Regions from separate parts of the Homo sapiens genome. Here all the other regions are linked to region 2. A link is a loop called in an ENCODE intact Hi-C map of the cell type or tissue named here. Cell type or tissue: CD4-positive, alpha-beta T cell. All regions are shown on one strand. Region 1 has its middle 42 kb from the start of ZNF682. Region 2 holds the start of LINC00664 (long intergenic non-protein coding RNA 664). Region 3 has its middle 61 kb from the start of ZNF431.

Evidence for each region. Hi-C counts contacts between places; a loop is a spot of excess contacts. Peaks named below come from ENCODE experiments on the same cell type or tissue, not always from the same donor. Only the 100,000 strongest peaks of a DNase experiment are listed, where the experiment ranks them.
Region 1: a loop joins it to region 2, with 12 times the contacts of the local background. A loop is called at or near these places in 3 of 110 quality-filtered maps.
Region 3: it touches region 2 in a loop (12-fold over the local background); 53 of 110 quality-filtered maps call a loop at or near these places.

What each region holds. Positions count from the first base shown.
Region 1 is chr19:19,993,033-20,001,032 of GRCh38, reverse strand. It overlaps the pseudogene BNIP3P12 and a transcript of ZNF682 not described here. Among named protein-coding and RNA genes, the nearest start is that of ZNF682, 42 kb to the left of the region's middle. In CD4-positive, alpha-beta T cell, a CTCF peak has its summit at 3,148 (motif pointing left); a DNase peak (open chromatin) is centred at 3,172.
Region 2 is chr19:21,479,865-21,487,864 of GRCh38, reverse strand. LINC00664 (long intergenic non-protein coding RNA 664) reads right to left here and starts at 4,150. Exons shown (of 11, transcript NR_037194.1): 1 at 3,859-4,150; 2 at 1,712-1,760. In CD4-positive, alpha-beta T cell, CTCF peaks have their summits at 3,588, 3,787 (motif pointing left) and 4,907 (motif pointing right); DNase peaks (open chromatin) are centred at 3,794 and 4,884; H3K4me3 peaks cover 1,028 bases.
Region 3 is chr19:21,199,386-21,207,385 of GRCh38, reverse strand. No RefSeq gene overlaps it. Among named protein-coding and RNA genes, the nearest start is that of ZNF431, 61 kb to the right of the region's middle. In CD4-positive, alpha-beta T cell, CTCF peaks have their summits at 4,116 and 4,324 (motif pointing left); a DNase peak (open chromatin) is centred at 4,315.

The DNA of each region.
Region 1 (8,000 bases), 1.5 Mb after region 2:
GGACAGAGGTCAGAGAGTTTCCATATTTCAGTCTGGGACCTGGGCCTGTCCTGGTCTTCTCAGGTTCCTAGCTATAGAGACCTCTAGGTGCCTGCTCTCACCACAGCCCAGTGCTGGCCAAGGTTAGTGGTGTAGGGCACCTGCTCTTTTTCCAAAGAGATGGAGGAGTTAGACTCATCAAACAGCTCCTCATTAATCTGAATGCGGCTCTGTAAACAGTGCCCAGCAGCCAAGCTAAAAAAGATTGATTGCCTGCCTTGTTTTTACCATAGATGACTCCTCTATTGAAGTTTTGCTCTTCAGATCAGGCACATAGGAACATCTGCATAGATCTTCAGCCAGGAAGGAAACCAGAGGACAGCTTAAAGTCTTGGGATTCACATCTGAGTAGATAAACTTCGTCCCCATTTTGCCAGCCATGACCTGGGTATGAAAATGACAGACCCACAAGAGTTTCAACATTTGACAACCTGGTTCTGTCCAGGAAGAATGCCCTCACCTCTTGATGCCCCTGCAATACATGGCAGTGGGGGGTGGTGTGGGGCTGTCTAGATGAAACGACAAGAGAGGACTGGCCTGGATCTGTTCTGGGTTGCCCTGTTATCTGTGGGTGCACCTCATTAGAAATGAGGGCTAAGTGGACATCTGCATTATCGGAGAAGGCTTTTACTTTGAGCCTTTGTAAGGCTAAAACTCAGAAATGTAAGAATACCATGGAAGAGCATGTTACTCTCTTGAGCATCTCTCACCAAAGAAGCTGGATACAGAGTTGTCTCTAGGAGGTGGGGTCCTGGTTTCCTAAGTTCTGTTGGGTTCCATCACCAAGGAAGTATGTTAGACTCTTCAAGGTTCCTTCCACTGGGCCCCTTCTTACTATAAGACCTATCCAGAGGCCCCGCCAGGCTACTGATTACTCAGCCTCCTCTCCCATGTCAGGCCTCCATTTGTATGTAATTATGAAATCACACCTTCCCCTTAATTCCCTGGGAAGACCTAAATGCAGCCTTGGTTTTATAATAGAAGAGACAGCTGGGTCAGAACCTTGTTTATCTTACCATTTCTGTGACTCAGTAAAAGCCATTGTCTATTTTCGGGCTTCCCCAGCCTCCTACCATACACAGTGGGGATTATGCTAGCATCTACCTCCTAGGGAATTTATCAGGTGTATATAAGACAAAACATATAAAAATTATGGTGTAGGCTGGGTGCAGTGGCTCAAGCCTGTAACCCCAGCAATTGGGAGGCCGAGGCAGGCGGGTTGCTTGAGGCCAGGAGTTCGATACCAGCCTGTCCAACATGGTGAAACCCCATCTCTACTAAGAATACAAAAGTTAACCAGGTATGGTGGTGTGCACCTGTAACTTCAGCTACTCAGAAGGCTGAGGCAGGAGAATCACTGGAGCCCAGGAGACAGAGGTTGCAGTGAGCCGAGATCGTGCCATTGCACTCTAGCCTGGGCAACAGCGAGACTCCGTCTCAAGAAAAAAAAAAAAGAAAGAAAAGAAAAAGAAACATGCAATGATAATTTGGGTCCTGACATCAGCAAGCTTATTATTCACAGGCTTCAGATGGCCATATTAGTTCCAACCAACTTCAGCCCATTTTTAAAAAATCTCTTAAGCAAAGGAAATTTCAGTGTTTCAACAAGTTGTTTCTTGTCATTAGGAAAACCCAACTTATTTTAGTCATAGGTTTTGTTTTGTTTTGTTTCAACACTTTGGGGACAAAAATTCAGCTTCTGTCCAATGGAGTACAGAATGATAGGGTATCATTTTTGTCGCAGTTCAGGCTGCCATACCAAAGAACCATGGACTAGGAAGCTTATAAACAACAGAACTTAATTTCTCACACTTGTAGGGGTTGGAAATGTGGGATCAGGGTGTCAGCATGGCTGAGCTCTGGTGATGACTCTCCTGAATTGCAGACTGCACACTTCGGGTTTTATCATCTGGCAGAAGGAGGGAGAGAGCCCCCTGGGGTATCTTTTTTAAAGCCAGTAATCCCAATCATGAGGACCCCACCTTCAGGACTTAATGATGCCCCACCTCATAGTACCATTACTCTGAGGGTTAGAATTTTCACGCAAATATAGGGGGAGAAATCATAACTCTCAAGATTATATATATATTTTTCTAAAAGCTGTCATTTTCTTCCTACTTGCTCCCTCAGTCTCTCTTTTTGTGTTTTTCTGTTTAATTATCTATTTCTGTACTGTATTCCTCAAACTGAAAAGGCAAATTCCAATGCTACGAGATGCTCTATGTACAGACCCACATAAAAAGAACTGAGGGAGTGCTCAGGCCAATAGATGGAAGAAACGTGGGCTCTCAGGCCACACAAAGTCTTGCCAATTTCCACATGAGTGAGTTTAAAGCTGATCCTTCCCCAGTCCAGCTTCTGTTGAGAAGTCCAGCTTCTTATGAGGCCTAAGCCTCCTAAAGACCTTGAGGAAGAGGCACCCCACTAAACTGTGTCCAGTTTCTGGTCCCCACAAATTGTGAGATAGTATTTGTTGTTGAAAGGTGCTAAGTTTCAGGGCAATGTTGTAAGAAAGAAGCAGATAACTAGCTTCATCTCCCAGGCCCCAAGATTCTCCATCCTTCTGCTTCTCTGTCTCAGGCTCTCTGCGGCCATAGTGGTCCCTTTCTAACTTCTGCCCAACTCACACCTGTGAGATTCTTTACTAAGGGTGGCTTCTTCTGACACATTCTTTTGCAGCGCTGGCTCCCTATTGTCATTGTCATCATGGTATAAATGTCATCTCAGTGAGGCATTTGGGTCACTCCATGTCATGATTTCCCAGCTCTTCTGTCAACATTCTACTTTATATTATAGCAGTTGCTCTTTTCTTTCACGTATACTTGCTTTAGTGTTTTTGGTCACCTGTCCTCAGACTGGTCCTCAGGGTACGGTGCAGGTATGATTCAATCATTTTCTGTACCACATGTTGGGTCCACCAGGGTAGCTGGCACAGGGTGAGTGTAAGGGAAAGACTGGCTAAGTGAATGCATGGGGGAATCTCAAATTCTCCTTCCTGCTTTTGACCACTTGATAATATGGGGATCGTTAATAATAACTCAAGGTGCATGACCTCGGTGTGACTTCTTTGCTCCAGCTGCTCCAGCAAAGCTCAGTGGGCACCAAAAACCCAGAAGGCTCTCACCACCTAGAGGCCATCACTGGCACTGCAGCCCCATGCAGGAGCCTCACAGAACAAAGCTATTTTTATGTTTGGGTCCTCAAGACACTGGCTCTCCAGGGTCCCAGGGGACAAAGGAGCAGCATCCGGAGGCTCCAAGTGCGATAAGAGTAACCTTGGAAGCCTCCGTTGTCCTCTCTTTGCCTCCACCTTTTGGGGTGTGCTCTTTACTCATGAGGGACAACCCCTCATCCAGGGAAACTGTTTTCTACCACTTCCAAATGATCATCTCAAGAACACAACAGGAACTAGTATTTTCCCTGGGCTTCAGACTCAGAGTCCAGTTATATGGCACATTTCGCTCTATCTCAGCTTTATCTACCCAAGATGCCTCTGGGGTGACCATGCCTCACTCTGAAGGACTTCCAGGGAGTAGAAGCATTTTTGCAGTCTCAGAGCAAAGAGTCTTGGTTCACCAATGAAGAACAAAGGCCAGCAGACACTTATGGGTATGTGAAACCATTGAGGTCACCCACTTCAAGTACTCTTATTTATGAGGTATGAAAAGGCTTTGCTGTAGCCATTGTCTATGCTAGGCTGAGATGGGGACATAGCTCATTTCCATTTCAGGTACCTACAGAGTTGGACAGTAGGACCCCAGTCCTGTCCTCTTGAAACTGACCTGGAGATGACCCCAGCTGATGGAGAACCCTGGAAACCTGGAGGATCCTCCTGCTCATTCTCTGTGCCCCTGGACACGTAGCTAGAGGAGTGCATGCACTGGCTTATAGCAGAGCTGCCACTATTCTGGGTTTTTTTTTTTTTCCTTGTCTTATGCCTGGTTTCTGTCTGCCTCTTCTCTATCCTCGCTTCCATGATCTTTCCCTGAGAAGTGTTTCTGTGTGTGTGTCTGTGTGTGCTTATCTGAGAATATGGAGACAAAAATAGCCCATGTGGAGAAGGAGAGCACAGGGCTTTCTATTATTTAGGGGCTCTAATTTCCAGCCTCTTTTGGGGCCTCAGTTTCCCAATTTTAAAATGAGAAATTGGGATGGTTTTTCTTTTTTTTAATTTCAATAGGTTTTAGGGGAACGGGTGGTGTTTGGTTACATGGCTAAGTTCTTTAGTGGTGGTTTCTGAGATTTTGACGCACCCATCATCTGAGCAGTAAACACTACCCAGTGTGTAGCCTTTTATCCCTTACCCACTCCCATTTTTCCTCCCCGAAAATTCATGTATCATTCTTATGCCTTTGCATCCTCATAGCTTAGCTCCCACTTATAAATGAGAATACATGATGTTTGGTTTATCATTTCTGAGTTACTTTACTTAAAATAATGGTCTCCAACTCCACCCAGGCTGCTGAGAATGCCATTATTTTGTTCCATTTTATGGCTGAGTAGTATTCCATGGTATACCTGTACCACATTTTCTTTATCCACTCAATATTGATGGGCATTTTATCTAGTTCCATATTTTTGCAATTGCAAATAGTGCTGCTATAAACATGCATGTGCAAGTGTCTTTTTCATATAATGACTTCCTTTCCTCTGGGGAGATAGCCATTACTGAGATTGCTGGAACAAATGGTAGATAACCTTTAGTTCTTTAAGGAATCTCCATACTGTTTTCCATAGTGGTTGTAACTGCAGAAGCATATGCTCCTCAAGAACATGGATTCAGACTCCTCAATAGTTGATGAAATATTGGAGTGGGATGGGTTTGTGTGCCCATGGGTGCTCAAGCCTCCTTACATCGCTAATGCAGATGGACATAGAGCTTGAGGCAGCAAGGTCTCTTTTCCTGAGCTGGCTGATTTCAATACAATGAACCAAGGTCTCTGATCTTGAAGCTGGTCCCACAAGACACCCCACCTTCAGCCACCATCTGCTCTGTGCCTCCCATATCCTGTGGGGCCCATGGCAACCCCATGACAATGAGGGAGCACAGGGCACTGGAACTGTGGGCCTGGGGAAGACACAAACACTTTTCTATTTCTCCCAAACTTTCGAGTGTGTTGTCAGATACTTAATTTTGATTATGACTGAGATGTTATGTTCATGTATTTACAACTGTTTAAATGTAATATATTTTGCAAACTGTGGGATAATGTTTTTCACTTTTTTTTTTTTTTCCTCTTCATGTGTTCACAGATGGGTGGCCAACTCTGGAGCCCAGCCTGTTACTGCCCACTCTGGTGGTGAATCCTCCATAGTCTGGTATGGAGGTAAAGTTAAATATTAAATTTGAACTTAATTGAATCTGGACACAAACAATGGTCACCAAGTCCTGGAACAGGTTGTGTGAGCCCCTTGAGGCATTCATCCCGCGCTGTTTCAGAGAAATCTCTAATTCAATCTATTCCTATACATTCATTATTGAAAAACAATAGTCAAGCACAAAAACAAGTTGACCTTTTTGCGTTCCTTGAGCCCATTCGTAAAAGGCCCTCATGACTAAGCCTCATGCCAAAAAACTCATTACAAAAGAGCTAGGGTCCCAGATAGCGCCAAAGCTTCATGAGACCTCTCCTCATCTGTGCGCGGATGAGTGGCCGACTCTGGAGCCCAGGTTGTTTCTTCCCAGTCTGGTGGTGTAAATATATACAGTCTGGTGAGTGTAAACCTTTTCCATTCTCCTCTTCCCATTGCAATTTGCTTATTATGTCTGCAATCTGCTTATTATATTGATTTGCTTATTATATTATTTGTTTATTATATCTGCATTGCCATTTACGTGGTATAAAACTTCTTACCCTTAAAAGTATTGTGTGTGGGTCTTTTCTTCTCCCCTCGCGGGTTTCCTGCACAGAACATTTTTGGTGTCACAAACAGTATTTGGAAACAAAAGTATGCCGCTTTTTGGCCAGAAGGATGGGGCTGGAGGCTCAGGGACTTCCCATGTCTCAGGATGGGAACTCCCCCAGTTTTCCCCCTTGGCAACTGAATGGTCAAGGGGAACTGGCCTTTGTGAGAACTGAGAATCTAAATTAGTGCAATTTAAACCTTTGACTGTGCGGGAAGTGCTGCAGGAGATTCCAGTCAGCAAAGGAGATGCTGAGGGATCTCCCAGAGTGGATGGTGTTTGCTTACTGCTTATAAGTTAATGTGTCAAGATACGGGCTGGTTGCTATAAGAGAAATGTAAGTTGGAAAAGGAAAATGCCAGTGTGATTTCCAGACTGGCCCTGGCCCAATGCCAGGCCTATATCTTGACTGATCAGGCTCAAAGCTATCACCCTATTGCTGAAAAAAAGCAGCTGTCAGAATGACTCGGTCAGGTTAAAACTGAAGAACTACTTTGCTGGGGCTTGGAGCAGGTAAAAACCCAGCTCCTATCTCAAGGATGGGAAATTAAGCTTAGCAAAATTCAAGGACCTGCACAAACTGTAAAATACCTTGGCATCCTATGGAATGCAGAGATATAGTCCATCTTACAAAAGGTAAAGGGGCTAAAATACTAGAATTTGCAACCCCTACCACTAAAAAGGAGGCCCAGACATTTATTGACATCTCTGGATTCTGGAGACATCATATTCCTCACTTGAGTAATATTTTACAACCTCTGCATGCAGCCACTAGAAAACACTATGACTTTCATTGGGGAGAGACAGACAGCATGGCTTCTGAACAAGATAAACAAGCGGTGCAACTGGCCCTGGATCTATGGTCCATACAGGATGGGCCAGGAGAACTGCAAGTAACTGTCCTAGATCAACAGGCTAATTGGAGCCTTAGAAACAAGATGGGAAGAGGGTACCTTTCAGGTTTTGGACCCAGAAACTGCCAGAGGCCAGAAAAGCTTATACCCCTTTCGAGAAGCAATTGTTAGCTTGCTATTGGGCTTTGCTGGAAATGGAACACCTCTGCTTCAACCATGATGTCTTTATGAGGCCCGAAATTCCTATTATGACTTGGGACTTGAGTTCCCCCAAAACCCATCAGATAGGACATGTCCAAGAAAGTAGCATCATAAAATGGACATGGTACATACAAGACCAGGCTAAGTCAAAACCAAAGTGAGTATCACTTTTACATAAGGATGTACAAAATCTCCCAGCTCAGGAAACCACCGAGCAAGTCCTGCAGATAGGGAAGGAAACCTCCCCCACCCAATGGGGCAAATCCTTTAAAGAACTAAGCCCAGAGGATCAGAAACATGCTTGGTTTACTGATGCATCCACCAAATACATTGGTGGGAATCAATGCTGGAAGGCTGTGGCTTATAATCCTATTAAAAACAAAAGCATTTCTGATGAAGGAAGGGGTGGGAGCAGCCAGTTAGCTGAACTAGTAGCGGTTCCCCTGAGCTATTCAGAAGGAGACCAGAGGGATTTTTCACTTCTATACCAACTCTTGGTCAATACCAAATGGTCTTACTACCTGGATGCCCCAGGCAACAAAGCAAATGGTTAATTGGGAATAAAGAGGTTTGGGGAAAACAATACTGGGGAGATATCTCAATCCTAGCACACACTACCATTATCACTGGTTTTTTGTTTTGTTTTGTTTTGTTTTTTGTTTTTTTTTTTGAGATGGAGTCTAGCTCTGTCACCATTCTGGAGTGCAGTGGCACAATCTCGCTCACTGCAACCTCTGCCTCCGGGGTTCAAGCAATTCTCCTGCCTCAGTCACCCAAGTAGCTGGAATTACAGGCACGCACCACCATGCCCAGCTAATTTTTGTACTTTTAGTAGAGACGGGGTTTCACCATGTTGGCCAGGATGGTCTCGATCTCCTGACCTCGTGATCCACCTACCTGGGCCTCCCAAAATGCTGGGATTACAGGCGTGAGCCACCGCACCCGGCCCTGTTTTCCATATTGATGCTCATGAGTCTCTGCTTTCTCTTGACAGACTACTT
Region 2 (8,000 bases):
ATCCAGGTAAGAGAGGAGAGTCACATAAAATAGTTAAAGGTCCCAGAGATATGTCACAATGCACCTTGTAGGCAGGGTCCAGGCAGGAGACTCACATCACATTGGTTCTGGGCCCAGCAATCAATCACCATGCCTTCTAGGGGCAGTGTCAAGGCATAAGAGTATGTCAGCATAGACTGCTGCCATCTCGGCTCACTGCAACCTCCCTGCCTGATTCTCCTGCCTCAGCCTGCCGAGTGCCTGCGATTCCAGGCGCGTGCCGCCACGCCTGACTAGTTTTCGTGTTTTTTTGGTGGAGACGGGGTTTCGCTGTGTTGGCCGGGCTGGTCTCCAGCTCCTAACCGCCAGTGATCCGCCACCCTCGGCCTCCCGAGGTGCCGGGATTGCAGACAGAGTCTCGTTCACTCAGTGCTCAATGGTGCCCAGGCTGGAGTGCAGTGGCGTGATCTCGGCTCGCTGCAACCTCCACCTCCCAGCCGCCTGCCTTGGCCTCCCAAAGTGCAGAGATTGCAGCCTCTGCCTGGCCGCCACACCGTCTGGGAAGAGAGGCGCATCTCTGCCTGGCCGCCCATCGTCTGGGATGTGAGGAGCCCCTCTGCCTGGCTGCCCAGTCTGGAAAGTGAGGAGCGTCTCTGCCCAGCCGTCATCCCGTCTAGGATGTGAGGAGCGCCTCTGCCCGGCCGCGACCCCGTCTGGGAGGTGAGGAGCGTCTCTGCCCGGCCGCCCTGTCTGAGAAGTGAGGAGACCCTCTGCCTGGCAACCGCCCCGTCTGAGAAGTGAGGAGCCCCTCCGCCCGGCAGCCTCCCCGTCTGAGAAGTGAGGAGCCCCTCCGCCCGGCAGCCACCCCGTCTGGGAGGTGAGGAGCGTCTCCGCCCAGCAGCCACACTGTCCGGGAGGGAGGTGGGGGTCAGCCCCCGCCAGGCCAGCCGCCCCGTCCGGGAGGTGAGGGGCGCCTCTGCCCGGCCGCCCCTACTGGGAAGTGAGGAGCCCCTCTGCCCGGCCACCACCCCGTCTGGGAGGTGTACCCAACAGCTCATTGAGAATGGGCCATGACGACAATGGCGGTTTTGTGGAATAGAAAAGGGGGAAAGGTGGGGAAAAGATTGAGAAATCAGATGGTTGCTGTGTCTGTGTAGAAAGAATTAGACATGGGAGACTTTTCATTTTGCTCTGTACTAAGAAAAATTCTTCTGCCTTGGGATCCTGTTGATCTATGACCTTACCCCCAACTCTGTGCTCTCTGAAACATGTGCTGTGTCCACTCAGGGTTAAATGGATTAAGGGCGGTGCAAGATGTGCTTTGTTAAACAGATGCTTGAAGGCAGCATGCTCGTTAAGAGTCATCACCACTCCCTAATCTCAAGTACCCAGGGACACAAACACTGCGGAAGGCCACAGGGTCCTCTGCCTAGGAAAACCAGAGACCTTTGTTCACTTGTTTATCTGCTGACCTTCCCTCCACTATTGTCCTATGACCCTGCCAAATCCCCCTCTGCGAGAAACACCCAAGAATGATCAATAAAAAAAAAAAAAAAAAAAAAAAAGAGTATGTCAGCATAGTATTAGGCCCAGTGACATGTCACAATATCCTCTTTGGGCAGAACCTAGAAAGAAAGAGGCAGAGAGTCATGTGAGCTAGGTGCTGAGCCCAGTAATACATCACAATCCCTTCTGTAAGCAGGAGCCAGGCAGGAGAAGAGAGCCATATTACCTGTGTGATGGGTGCAGGGATATGTCACAAGATCTTCTGTAGGCAGGACCTAGGCAGTAGAGTTACATCACCTGGGTGTTGGACTCAGCAAAAGTCACAGTGGCCCACATGGGCAGGGCACAGGCAGGAGAGTCATATAACCTATGTGTGGGGCCCAGCCATATGACACAATGTCCCCTGTGGAAGAGCCAAGGCTGGAGAGAAGATTCACACCACCTGGGTACAAGATGTAGTGATGTCAAAATGTCCCCTGTGGGTAGTGCCAAGGCAGTAGAATAGTCACACCACCTCGGTACTGGGTCCAGGGATATGTCACAATCCCTTCCATGGGCTAGGCCAGGGCAGGGGCACCAAATCACTCTGGTGCTGGGTAAAGTCATATGTCATAATGACACCAGCAGGAATGTTCAGACATGAGATTATGCATCTGGACTGGAAAGAATCAACACATCAAAAACATGACCAGACCGTGCACAGTGGCTCACACCTGTAATCCCAGCACTTTTGGAGGCCACGGAGGATACCTGGAACCCAGGAGTCCAAGACTATCCGGGGCCAACATGGTGAGACAGCATCTCTATTAAAAAATAATAATTAAAGTTAAAAAAGAAATATATATCCAGAGCATGGACAACATAGCAAGATCACATCTCTACTAAAAAGATGATACAGGCTGGGTGCCAGTGGCTCACGCCTGTAATCCCAGAACTTTGGGAGGCTGAGGTGGGCGGATCACAAGGTCAAGAGATCGAGATCATCCTGGCCAACATTGTAAAACCCCATCTCTACTAAAAACACAAAAATTAGCTGGGCGTGGTGGCGCACACCTGTAGTCCCAGCTACTCGGGAGGCTGAGGCAGGAGAATCACTTGAACCCAGGAGGTGGAGGTTGCAGTGAGCTGAGATCATGCCACTGCACTCCAGCCTGGGTGACAGTGTGAGATTGTCTCAAAAAAAAAAAAAAAAAAAAAAAAAAGATGATAGATAGATAGATCAGAAAGACAGAGACAGAGCCAGCCAGATAGACAGAGCTGGACAGACAGAGAGAGATGATAGACAGATAGATAGATAGATAGCCAGCCAGCCAGGCAGGATGGTGCATGCCTGTAATCCCAGCACTTTGGGAGGTCAAGGCTGGTGGATTGCTTGATCACAGGAGTTCGAGACCAGTCTGAGAAACATGGCAGAACCTCATTTCTACAAAAATAAAAAGTAAAAAATGCAAAATAAAGAGCCAGTGTGGTGGTACGTGACTGTAGTACCAGCTACTGGGAGAACTAAGACGGAGGATCCCCTGAGCCCAAGGAGGTCCAGGCTGCAGTGAGCTGTGATCACACACCTGCACTTCAGCCTGGGTGACTAAGAAGACCTCATTTAAAAAAACATACACACACACACACACACACACACACGTATGAAAGAAGAAATTTAAAACAGCAACTTCAGTGTGCAGGAAGGTGCTTAAGAGAGAAAACAAAACAAAACAAAACAATAGTAACTCAATGTACCGTGGAAACAAACTCAAAGTGGGGCTAGAAAAAAAGAAAAAAAAACCCAGAAAGATCCCGAGCCTCAGCTACTCTGGAGGCAGAAACAGGAGGATGGGGCCGGGCATGGTGGCTCACACCTGTAATCCCAGTGCTTTGGGAGGCCAAGGTGGACGAATCACCTGAGGTCGGGAGTTCCAGACCAGCCTGACCAACATGGAGACCCCATCTCTACTACAAATACAAAATTAGCTGGGTGTGGTGGCGCACGCCTGTAATCCCAGCTACTCAGGAGGCTGAGGCGGGAGAATCGCTTGAACTCGGGAGGTGGAGGTTGCAGTAAGCCGAGATTGCCCCATTGCACCCCAGCCTGGGCAACAAGAGCGAAAACTCAAAGAAAGAAAAACAGACAGAAAGAGAAAGAGAAGAGAAGAGAAGAGAAGAGAAGAGAAGAGAAGAGAAGAGAAGAGAAGAGAAGAGAAGAGAAGAGAAGAGAGAAAAGAAAAGAAAAAAGAAAAGGGAGGATGACCTGGGTGAGTCCGGGCAGGTGGAGGGCGCGTGAGCCGTAATCGCACCCTCTGCTGGACCTAAGCGGTACTGCCGCGGGCGAGAGCTATCTAGTCCGTCTTAAACATCTCAAGCTGGAGGCCAAACCCTAACCTTGGGGCTGACATCTGGTCGACCCAGCGGCTGGACAGAGAAGCCAGCCGGTGGCGAGGGCAGAGGCCCACCGGGTCCACACTACGCGCCAAGTGTGGCCGAGTGTGGCGCGCGGGGCCTGAGCCCGTCCGTCTGGAGTATAACTCCGCCAACCTTCCTTCCCAGCGCTCTCCCACACTGTCTGCTGGTCCACTAAGACGGGGAAGAGCTCAAGGGGGGGCGACCGGCCCCTACTCCCCGCCGACCCCTCCTCCCCGCTGCTGAGTGGGAGAGGCCCAGGACCTGGACCGCCACTTCCAGACCACACAGCCACCCCTGAAACGGGGGCTGCCGGGCCACACCCTCTGACGCCCGCGCCTCAGCCATCCCACCACGCTCCCACAGCGGCGTCCCAGCCAGGGCGACGAGCCACCCGCAGGGTGGGAAGAGGAGGAAACCAGAGGGGGTGGACACCAAGCAAGGGAGCCCCACGAACCTGCGGCACCCTCAGAGCAGCATGTGGCCCCTTCGGCGCTCGGAAAGCCCACGGGCGGACCCTTCCAGGCTCTCGGAAGATGGCACAGGACGGTCCCTGATTCTCCATGGGGACTTGGGAAAAGAAATCGGCCAGAGCCTCAAACGGCCAGGACACACATGGGCCCGCAACCGGGCCTGGGGGGTGTCCCCGGCCCCCTGCATCATGCCTGGTGGGTTCCGAGGGTCGGGCCTCCGCAGCTGCGGTGAGCTGGGGACCAGCCCGGGCAGCCCCACACTAAGCTCATGCCGGGAGCACGGTAACAGCCTCCCCTCCACAGCCCTACACGCCAGAGCTATGACTCACAAGGGACGCGCCAGAGCTCTGGCACCATCGGGACTGTTCTGCTGAAGTCTGCAGGACTCCCGAGCTCTGCTCAGCTCACAGCGGGGGCTGTCCCTCCCTCGGCAGCTGCCACTGGAGCTCCAGAGGACAAGAGAACTCTAGAAAGGTGGCCGCCCCTGTGGGCCACAAGCCGTGCCGTCAGCCCAAGCGGCCTCTGGAGGAGGCCTGTACTGCTAGCCGGCCGCTAGGAGGCGCCAAACAACCACCCACGCAATAATCAGCCAGGAAAGAATGAAAAAATACATATATATGCATATACTGATCAAAGAACAATCATACCCAGTCAGGGCGACGATTTTCTAGGCAACAAGGAAGAAGCCAACTTTGAGGTAGGGACAGTAGAGAAGACACAGTTGACCCAGTCTGTGCACAGGCTTCCTTTTCTGTGAGACCTTGGTTTAGGGGACATAACTATATTTCTTTGTAACACAATTACTTATTATAAACGTTATGTTTGTTTATTTACTTATTTGCTTTTTGATTGGAGTCTTTTTTTTTTTTTTTTGAGACGGAGTCTTGCTTTGTCACCCAGGCTAGAGTGCAGTGGGGCAATCTTGGCTCACTGCCATCTCCGCCTCCCGGGTTCAAGCGATTCTAGTACCTCAACCTCCTGAGGAACTGGTATTACAGGCACGCACCACCTCGCCCGGCTAATTTTTTATTGTTAGTAGACACGGGGTTTCGCCATGTTGGCCAGGCTGGTCTCAAACTCCTGACCTCAGGTGATCCAGCCGCCTCAGTCTCCCAAAGTGTTGGGATTACAGGCGTGAGCCACCACGCCCAGCCGATTTTTTTTTATTTCTTATGTGTATGGTCCTGTGATAGACCAGGGGACTTGTAACCTCAGAGTCCATGAGGCCAGAAGTTAACGTCCTAAATGTCTATTTAGAATGAACTTAAATGAACCAAACTCTCTGCCACGAAACTCTCAGAAAGACAAGAGATTAAAAAAAAAATTGCAACCTGGCAATGAATCACGCCTGTAATCCCAGTACTTTAGGAGGCCAAGGCAGGTGCATCGCTTCATCCCAGGAGTTCGAGACCATCCTGGGCAACATGGTAAAACATCATCTCAACCCAAAATACAAAAATTAGCCAGTTTCATAACCTGATCTCAAAATACATAAATAAATAGATTAAAATTCAAAAATAAAATTTAAATTTTAAAATGCTGAGTTCTGTTCATTTTGCTTCCTACCCAGAGAAGGGCATAAAATATCTGTTGCTTGCTTGTTTGTTTTTGACAGGGTCTCACTCTGTCACCCAGGCTGGAGTGCAGTGGCACCATCATGGCTTACTGCAGCCTCAACCTCCCCAGACTTAGATGATCCTCCCACCTCAGCCTCCCAAGTAGCTGAAATCACAGGTGTGTGCTGGCACACCTGGCTAATTTTTGTATTTTCGGTACAGACAAGTTTTCCACATGTTTCCCAGTCTGGTCTCAAACTCCTGGGCTCAAGTGATTCTCCCGTGTTGGCCTCCAGAAGTGTAGGGATTGCAGGAATCGGCCACCACGCCTGGCCTTACTTAATACATCTGATCTCACTACATTCTGACACTAAAGCCTCACATCAAAAAGTTAGGAAGATCTCAAGTTAACAACATAACATCACAACTAAAAGATCTAGAGAACAAGGCCAGGCACGGTGGCTCACGCCTGTAAACCTAGCACTTTGGGAGGCCGAGGCGGGCGGATCACAAGGTCAGGAGATCGAGACCATCCTGGCTAACATGGTGAAACCCCATCTCTACTAAAAATACAAAAAATTAGCCAGGTGTGGTGGCACATCCCTGTAGTCCATCCCAGCTACTTGGGAAACTGAGGCAGGAGAATCGCTTTAACCTAGGAGGCGGAGGTTGCAGTGAGCCGAGATTGCACCACTGCACTCCAGCCTGGGCAACAGAGCGAGACTCCATCTCAAAAAATAAATAAATACAATAAAATAAATAAATAAAAGAACTAGAAAACCAAAAGCAAACAAATCCCAAAGCTAGAAGAAAACAAGAAATAATCAAAATCAGAGCTGCACTGAACAAGACAGTGACATGAAAACACATTCAAAAGACCAACAAATCCAGGAAGTATTTTTTTGGAAAAAATAACTAAAAAGACCACTAGCTAGACTAATAAGAAGAGAGAGAAGATTCAAATAAACATAATCAGAAACAATAAGGGGGATATTACCACTGACCTCAGAGAAGAGAACCATCAGAGAATATTATGAACAAGTCGATGCACATGAACTAGAAAATCTAGAAGAAATGGAAAAATTTCTGGAAGCATACACCCTATCAAGACTGAACCAGGAAGAAACTGAATCCCTGAACAGAACAATAGTGAGTTCTGAAATTGAGGCAGTAATAAATAGCCTACCAATCAATAAAAGTCCAGGACCAGGTGGACTCACAGCTGAATTCTCCCAGATGTACAAAGAAGAGCTGGTACTGTTCCTACTGAAACTATTCCAAAAAATGTAGGAGAAGGGACTCTCCCTAAACTCATTCTATGAGGCCAGGACCAACCATCTTGACATGAAAACCTGAAAAAGATACAACAAAAAAGAAAGCTTCATGTCAACATCCTTGATGAACATTGATGTAAAAATCTTCAACAAAATACTAGCAAAGTAAATTCAGCAGCAAATCAAAAAACTTATCCACCATGATCAGGTAGGCTTCATCTCTGGGATGCAAGTTTGGTTCAACATATCCAAATCAATAAATATGATTCATTACAGAAACAGAACTAGGGGCAAAAACCACATGATTATTTCAATAGATGCAGAAAAGACTTTCATTACAGTTCAACATCTATTCATGTTAAAAACTCTCAATAAACTAGGTATAGAAAAAAAAGACACCTCAAAATGATAAGAGCCATCTATGACATACCCACAGCCAACATTATACTGAATGGGCGAAAGCTAGAAGCATTCTCCTTGAAAACCAGAATGAGACAAGAATGTCGTCTCTCATCATTCCTATTCAACATAGTACTGGAAGTTCTGGTCTGGGTAATCAGGCAAGAGAAAGAAAGAAAGGGCATCCAAATACGAAGAAAGGAAATCAAACTATTCTTGTTTGCAGATTACATGATCCTATATATAGAAAACCCCATAGTCTCAGCTCAAAAGCTCCTTAAGCTGATAAACAACTTTGGCAAAGTCTCAGAATGCAAAATCAATGTGCAAAAATTACCAGCATTCCTATACACAAACAACACTCAAGCCGAGAGCCAAATCATGAACAAACTCACATTCACAGTTGCCACAAAAAGAATAAA
Region 3 (8,000 bases), 280 kb after region 2:
ATTATTTTTCCAGAAAAGTATGTGTCAAAAAGTGACTGAAGAAGAAATAAAAAAGGATAAATAAAAAATCAAAAAGGTATGTTTTTAATTTCACACAAAATATCCATACATTATAAAAGAACAGCTTGATGAATGTTTACACAATGCATATACCAGGAACCCAGCATGCAGTGATGGAAGAGTGTGAACAACCTGGGCACTCCCCCTGTTTTTGGAACAGGAATTAAAAGAAATTAAAGAGTGTGTAAGCAGAAACTCAGTTGTATGTAAGAAAACCCAATTCCTCCTGAGAAACAGAAAGAGCTGGAGTCCTTTAAAAATTAACTGCCTGTTTTTCAGTGGTTAGTGAGCCTTATCTCTCCTCCTTTCCCAAGCATTGTGAAGACCCTGATTCCCTTGCTGTGCAGCTGCAAGGTCACTAGACAGACAAACTCAAGTCACAAAACATGTTTCTCCTTGAAAAGTAAGAAATGATGTAATGCATACCTCAATTGAATAACTGGCTTTGTTTCTCACTTCTGTAGTATGCTTCCCTCTGCAGAGATCTCCCCCCACCCCACTAAATGCTTAAAAGGTAACTTAACTCTTTGTTCAGGGCTCAGTCCTTTGGATGTTAATCCGACGGCTGGTGCACCTAAATAATTAATGAATATCCTCCTGAACCCCAATGGTCTCTCTGATTCCTTAAAAATCCCACTACATTTCTTGGGGGTGGGGGGCTTGCCTGGGGTTGGAGATGACAGATTTACTGTCTCCTTTGCCTGTGAGACTAGAGCTCTGGGGCTAGGAGAGACCCAGCATCCAAGGCACACCACAGGGGAGCTTCAACTGGATAGAAACCAGCTCTCCCCATATTCTGACACCCTGCCTGGCAGTGCAATGGAACTGGGAATGGGGCTGCAGGATGATACCAGCACTTCAGGAACTGCAGTAAAGAGAAAGTGCCCAAGGCAGCAAAGCCCATCCCATGAGGATGAAGGGGAGCTTGATCACCTCCCGGAGAATGAACACTAATCCAACCCAGAGTGGCTGGGGGCATCAGGAGTGGCTTGCCAATTTGGATGCACCTCAAGTCCCCACTAACACTGGAACTGGAAAAAAATGAGGAAATGGGCCAATAGAGCAGCAAGTGCAGCAAGGTAGAGCTTGCTGGCAGGGTGGCAAGAGTGGCTTGCCACCCCAACTGGGAGTGTTGAGGGTGCACGTGAACATACCCAGGACATGAGAGAGGCTCACCCAGGACATGAGACAGGCTAGTTTCATCCAGTGAGGAATCTTGGGGCAGGGGAGGTGTGTGAAAGTGTGTGAAAGAGATGGTCTCAGGAGAGGCCAGTGCGGGGAGTGACATGGGGAGGCAGAGATCCCTTAGCATGGGCTGTGTGCTCTGACATGAGTGCAGGGGACATCAGACCTAGGATGCTGCATACGGCTGAAAGGACCAGCTTCACAGCTGCAGCAGGCTGTGACAGGGGAAGGCATGTTCCTGACTAAGCAGCATCCAAAACTCTCATAATAGGACCTGGTCTGGTGGACCTGTGAGTGAAAGTGAGAGTGAAAGTGCACTGCAAGGGAGGAAATGAGAGGGAAAGCATTGAAACCAACTCCTTTGGAGTGCATGATAAAGAATTTTAAAAAAGGATTTAGAGGTGATTATGGGATGAAACTTGTTGCTCAAAGGTTAAGGACATACTGTGAGATAGATGGGCCTGCTTTCAATATGGGGTGGCCCTCTAAAGGTACAATAGACAGGGAATTAATTGGCCGTGTGTTTAAGGTGGTCACTGGAGTTGCAGGACAACCAGGATACCCAGACCAGTTTCCCTATATAGACTCTTGGCTCAATGTGGTGCAAACTCGCCCCAAGTGGTGACAGCCCTGCCTAGAGGGATATTGCAAGGCATTAGTGGCTCAGGCAGCACAACCAAAGTAAAACAGAGAAACCTAAAGCTTCTAGTGTCTCCTAGGAAAAGGAATCCCCAAAGCCTCAGCTGAAACCAGTTCTTCAGGTCCCACCTGAGGAAAGGGAATGTCCACCCCCATATGTGCCAGTCTACCCATCTTTGGCCAGAGTAAGGCAGGAGGCAGAGTCAGGAGCATCTGGAGAGTCGGATTCAGAGGAAAGTGAGGCTCAGTCTCCCCCACCCAGAGAAAAAGAAGCCCCTATTAGATAAAAACAGGGAAGATGGACAGGGTGAGGCAGCTAGGTGCCTCCACTAAGGCCTACCATGGGCTTTGCAGATGCCAATTCAAGAGACAAGGACACAAGTTTATGATGACCAGGGGCAGATACAAGGTAACCCTAGGCTTTATGTTTATCAGCCTTTCTCCACTACTGATCTCTTAAATTGGAAACAGCATACCCCTCCTGTACAGAAAAGCCTCAGGCTCTCATTGATTTGGTGAATGCTTTTATTATAACACATAACCTGACCTGGCCGGATTGTCAACAGCTTTTGCTAACTTTATTTAATACAGAGAAGTGTAGGAGAGTTAATCAGGCAGCTCTCAGCTGGTTAGAAGGGGAAGCCCCAGAGGCCATCCCTAACCCATGCCAGTTTGCCTTGGAGCGTTACCCAAATGAGGACCCTAACTGGGACCCAAATGAGGCAAGGGACATGGAATGGCTGCGGCTATATAGAAAGGCACTCCTGAATGGGATAAAAGCAGGAGGAAGGCAGGCAATGAATATGAGTAAAATGTCAGAAATGCGCCAAAAGCCTGATGAAAGCCCAAGTGCATTCTTTGAAAGGCTTTGTGAGGCATATAGGCTGTACACTCCAATTATTCCAAAGGCTCCTGAAAACCAACACATGATAAATATGACCTTTGTCAGGCAAGCACAGGGAGACATAAGACAAAAGCTTCAGCAGCTGGAAGGCTTTGCAGGGAAAAATACTAGTGAACTCCTGGAAATAGCAAACAAAGTATACATAAACTGGGAAGAAGAGGCAGAGAGAAAGGAAGAAAGAAAAACCAGAAACAGAAATAAAGACACGGTTCAATTTACAGCTGCTTCACTAGCAGAAAGTAAACCTGGATTTGCTAGAGGGCGTGGTCAAAGCAGAGGCTGAGGAAGAGGGCAGACATGACTGGGAGAGGAAAGCCTGTCCCCTTTGGACAGGAACCAATGTGCAAAGTGCAGGCAAATAGGCCACTGGAAAGATGAGTGTCCCAAAAAGGCAAAGGATGGAGATGATGGTCAATAGTCTAACACCCGAGTGCGGCGTTCTGTTGCTAGTAATGGTGCCTCAAAGGCAGATCCTGATCTGATTGGCTTAGCAGGGGCCAAGAATTTTGAGGACTGAGAGACCGCGTTCCATCTTTTTAGGCCCTGGGGTCGGGGGGTGGCTATGGTTTCTATGGAAATAGGGGGCTGATCAATGGATTTTTTGGTCAACACTAGAGCTGATTTCTCTGTGGTAACTCACCCAATTAGCCCCCCCACAAAGAACTGTGCTACTATTGTAAGGGCTACTGGGGCCAAAGAAAAGGGACCTTTTTGCAAATCCAGGAGATGTGTTATTGGAGGACAAGAAGTGCAGCATGAGTTTCTATATATGCCAAATTGTCCAGTGCCCTTGTTGGGGAGAGACTTACTCCAGAAACTATACAGGCACAAATTTCCTTTACACCTAATGGGAATATGACCCTGGAGGTAGGGAAGCCAAAGGCAATGGTATTGACTCTAGCTCTCCTAATAGCTGAGGAATGGCGGCTCTATGAACTGTGTACCAGGAGGCTGCTGGAGCTGGACCTACACAATACGTGGGGAATGCTTTTCAAGGTACCAGGTGTATGGGCTGAGGACAACCCCCCCGGACTTGTTCTAAACAGACCCCCGGTGGTAGTAGAGCTTAACCCTCATGCTACCCTGGTATGAGTCCGTTAATACCCATTACCCAGAGAGGCAACTGAAGGCATAACAAAACATGTAAATCAGCTCTATGAACATGAGATTATAGTGAAATACAAGTCCTCTTGGAATACTCCTCTGCTGCCCGTGCTCAAGCCAAATGGTGAATACAGGCCAGTGTAGGACCTCCAGGTGGTAAACAAGACCACTGCCACTATCCATGCCACAGTACCCAACCCATACACAATGTTGTGACATATTCCTGCTGAGGCCGCGGGGTTCACATGTCTGGACTTAAAGGATGCTTTCTTTTGCTTGAGGCTTGTTCCCCAAAGTCAGCCTATATTTGCCTTCCAGTGGGGGCAATCGCAGTATACCCGGAGAAGGCTGCCACAAGGGTTTAAGAATTCTCCCACTATCTTCAAGGAGGCTTTGGCTACCGACCTTGAGGCTATTGCGCCGTCTAGTGACAATTCTGTGCTATTACAATACATTGATGACTTGCTATTAACTGCCCCTAAGAGGGAGGAATGCCTCCAAGGAACAGAGAGGCTTCGACCTGCTGTGTGAAGCTGGTTATAAAGTGTTCAAGGACAAGGCAGAAGTCTGTTTTTGGGAGGTTGCATATCTAGGATTCATAGTATCCCAAGGCCAATGCAGGCTTGGAAGTGCACGCAAGGAGGCTGTATGTGCATTGTCCACCCAGTTACAAGGCGGCAGCAGGTCAGGGAATTTCTAGGGGTGGTGAGATTTTGCCGAATCTGGATTTCAAACTTCTCCCTTATAGCAAGGCCCTTACATGAGGCTACCAGAGGTAGGGAAAGAGAGCCCCTCCTATGGGAAAAGGAACAAGAAAAGACCTTCAAGGATATAAAGGAAGCTCTCATCCAGGCCTCAGTATGTGGGTTGCCAGATGTAAGAAAAACCCTTCTTTTGTATGTGGATGAACGAAAGGGAATGGCAGTCGGAGTCTTAACTCAGTTGTTGGGCTCTTTACATTGGCTGGTAGCATACTTATCCAAAAGACTGGACTAGGTGGCCTTAGGTTGGCACCACTGCCTCAGGGCATTGGCAGCTACTGCAATCCTCATAGAAGATGCCAACAAGCTAGCCCTAGGACAGAAGTTAAAAATTGGGGTGCCACATGCTGTAGTCTCCTTAATGGACCAAAGAGGACATCGTTGCCTGTCCAACTTTAGAATGCTAAAGTGTCAAAGTTTTCTGTGTAAAATTTCCAGATAACACTACAGACTGTAAATTTCTTGAACCCAGCTACCCTGCTGCCTGTGGAGGAGCCCACTTTGAAGAATGGTGGGTTGCCTCACTGCTGGCAGGACCTTCCCCACTGTTGCACTGTATTCAGTGGACAAAATGTTCTCGAGCTAGGAAGAACTAAGGGATACCCCCTTGGAGAGCCCAGATGTTGAATACTTCACTGATGGTAGCAGTTTCATAACAAATGGGGTGCGATATGCAGGGTATACAGTAGTGACCCAACGCTCGGTGGTCGAGGCTCAAGCCTTAACTTCTGGGACTTCTGCTCAGAAGGCTGAATTAATAATAGCATTATCCAGAGCACTGTTATTGGCCAAGGGGAAAAAGTAAACATATATACTGACTCAAACTGTGCTTTTGCAACCCTGCACACCCATGGGGCAATATACAATAGAGAGGACTTCTGACTACTGAAGGAAAAGAAATACAAAATAAAGAGGAAATTTTGCAATTATTAGAAGCCATATGGGCTCCAGAGAAGGTGGCTCTCATTCATTGCAAAGGACACCAAATTAGGAAAAGCTATGAGGCACAGGGCAACAGGAGGGCAGACCAAGAAGTTAGGTGGGCAGCAATGAGCAAGGTTTTACCTGAAGAAATAACTCTAGCAATGCCTCTCTTTGTAGAGCCCCCTTTGCCAGAGGTACCCAATTACTCTTCAATTGAAAAAGCTTGGTTTGGCCAGGAAACAGGAAAATATATTAAAGGTGGATGGTGGCTGTTCTCTGATGGGAGGCTAGCTGTCCCAGAGACAATAGCCCCAAGGTTTGTGAAGCAGATCCATCAAGGAACACATGCTGGAAGCACGGCCCTAGAGACTTTGATAGGTCAACACTTCTATGTGCCACGGCTCTCTGCCATCACCCGTGCTGTTTGCGAACAATGTCTATCCTGCGAACAATATCTAATCCAAAACAAGGACCTACTCGACCCCCAGAAATTCAGGAAATGGGAGCTGTGCCTTGTGAGAACCTGCTTGTAGACCTTACCGAGTTGCCTTGAGCAGGAGGTTACTGGTATATGCTAGTGTTTGTTTCACCTTCTCGGGGTGAGTTGAGGCCTTCCCCATCAGAACTGAAAAGGCACAAGAGGTGACAAAGGTGCTACTAAAAGACATCAATATCAAGGTTTGGGTTGCCTTTAACCCTAGGATCAGACAATGGTCCTGCATTTGCGGCAGAAGTAGTACAACAGTTGACTCAACTTTTAAAGATCAAATGGAAATTGCACACAGCCTACTGACCAAAGAGTTCAGAGAAGGTGGAACGGATGAATCAGACACTCAAACAGCTACTAAAAAATTTTGCCAGTAAACTCACTTATGATGGGATCAGGTCTTGCCCATGGTCCTCCTCCAGGTGAGGTGTACACCTACAAAACAAACTGGGTACTTGCCCTATGAAATATTGTTCAGAAGGCCACCCGCAATCATTAATCAAATTAGAGGGCATTTAAAGGAGTTAGGAGAGCTAACCCTTAGAACACAGATGCAGGCTTGAGGAGTGGCAATGCAGGAGGTAAAAGGCTGGGTAAGGGAAAGGATACTTATAAGTCTAAGAGATGTAGTGCATCCACATAAGCCAGGAGACTCTGTCTGGGTTAAAAGGTGGAATCCAACAACCCTGGGGCCCTTATGGGATGGGCCCCATATTGTAATTATGTCTACTCCCACTGCTGTTAAAGTCGCAGGTGTCACACCTTCGATTCACCATAGCCAGCCGAAACCAGTGGCAGCAGTGACTCCTGACAATGACCAATGAATTAGCCAACAAGACACAGATCACCCCGCCTGAATAGTCCTACGGCGAAACGCAACCACCAGTAAGAAGGACAACTGCCCTGCTCTGATCACAGTGGAAGCTGGTCAGTCTACGCGTGGCTGAAGCTTGAGGATCCTGCAAGCTCTACTCTAGTCACATCCCAGAAGCTGACTAGTCTATGCACAGCTGAAGCTAAGAGGACCATCTCCAGATAAGTAAATGTGGATACAATTTATAAGCCTAGTTATAATTCTGTCAATACTGATTGTTCTGTTGTTATGTTATTACAGCAAATATCTATGCCCAGAGGAAGGTTTGCCATGCACATGTGTAGTATAAGCATGTTTCTATTACATACACTGATGTTGTTACCATTTCTGCCTATACTAAAAGGGGAGAAATCTCTAGAAGGATGCTCACACTGTGTACATACTACCTGGGTAACGAATACCATAGTTAAAACTCTACTGTACCATACCTACTATGAATGTACAGGAACCAAGTTAGGAACCTGCACATACAACCAGACCACCTATTCAGTCTGTGACCCAGGAAATAATCAGCTATATTTATGTTATGACCCTAAGCTCTTACCCTATGAATTCTGGTTTGAGGTACATATTAAATCAGAGGGAGAAAAAGAAGGAGAGCTTATAGCTTGAACCAAAGAAGCCCCTCCCTCCTATAAAGAGCCTATTTCCTTGTACTTTGATGCCTGCCATGCTGCATATGTTCAAATCCTAAAAAAAACAGAAGGAGTCTGCAGTGGTTTGACACAAGAGAGGCTTAGCAGCAGTCCTAAACATCTGTATGGAGAACCACAAATCAGATGCTCAGACTGTAACATTCCATGGTCTACACAAATACAGCTCCAACACCTTTATTCAGGAAGGACTGCTCTGCTAAGTGGTATGTCAAACAAACCAGATTGTAAGACAAGAACATGCAATCCTTTAAATTTTACTGTCTTAAAGCCAGAGCTACCTTTTTGTTCTACAGGACAGACAGCACTATTATGAGTTCATAGAAAAAGAGCAGGCCTTGGAATTCCACTACTAATTGTCAAAAAGACTAGATGGACTCAAATGCATCCAACCTCACAATTCCAGGCC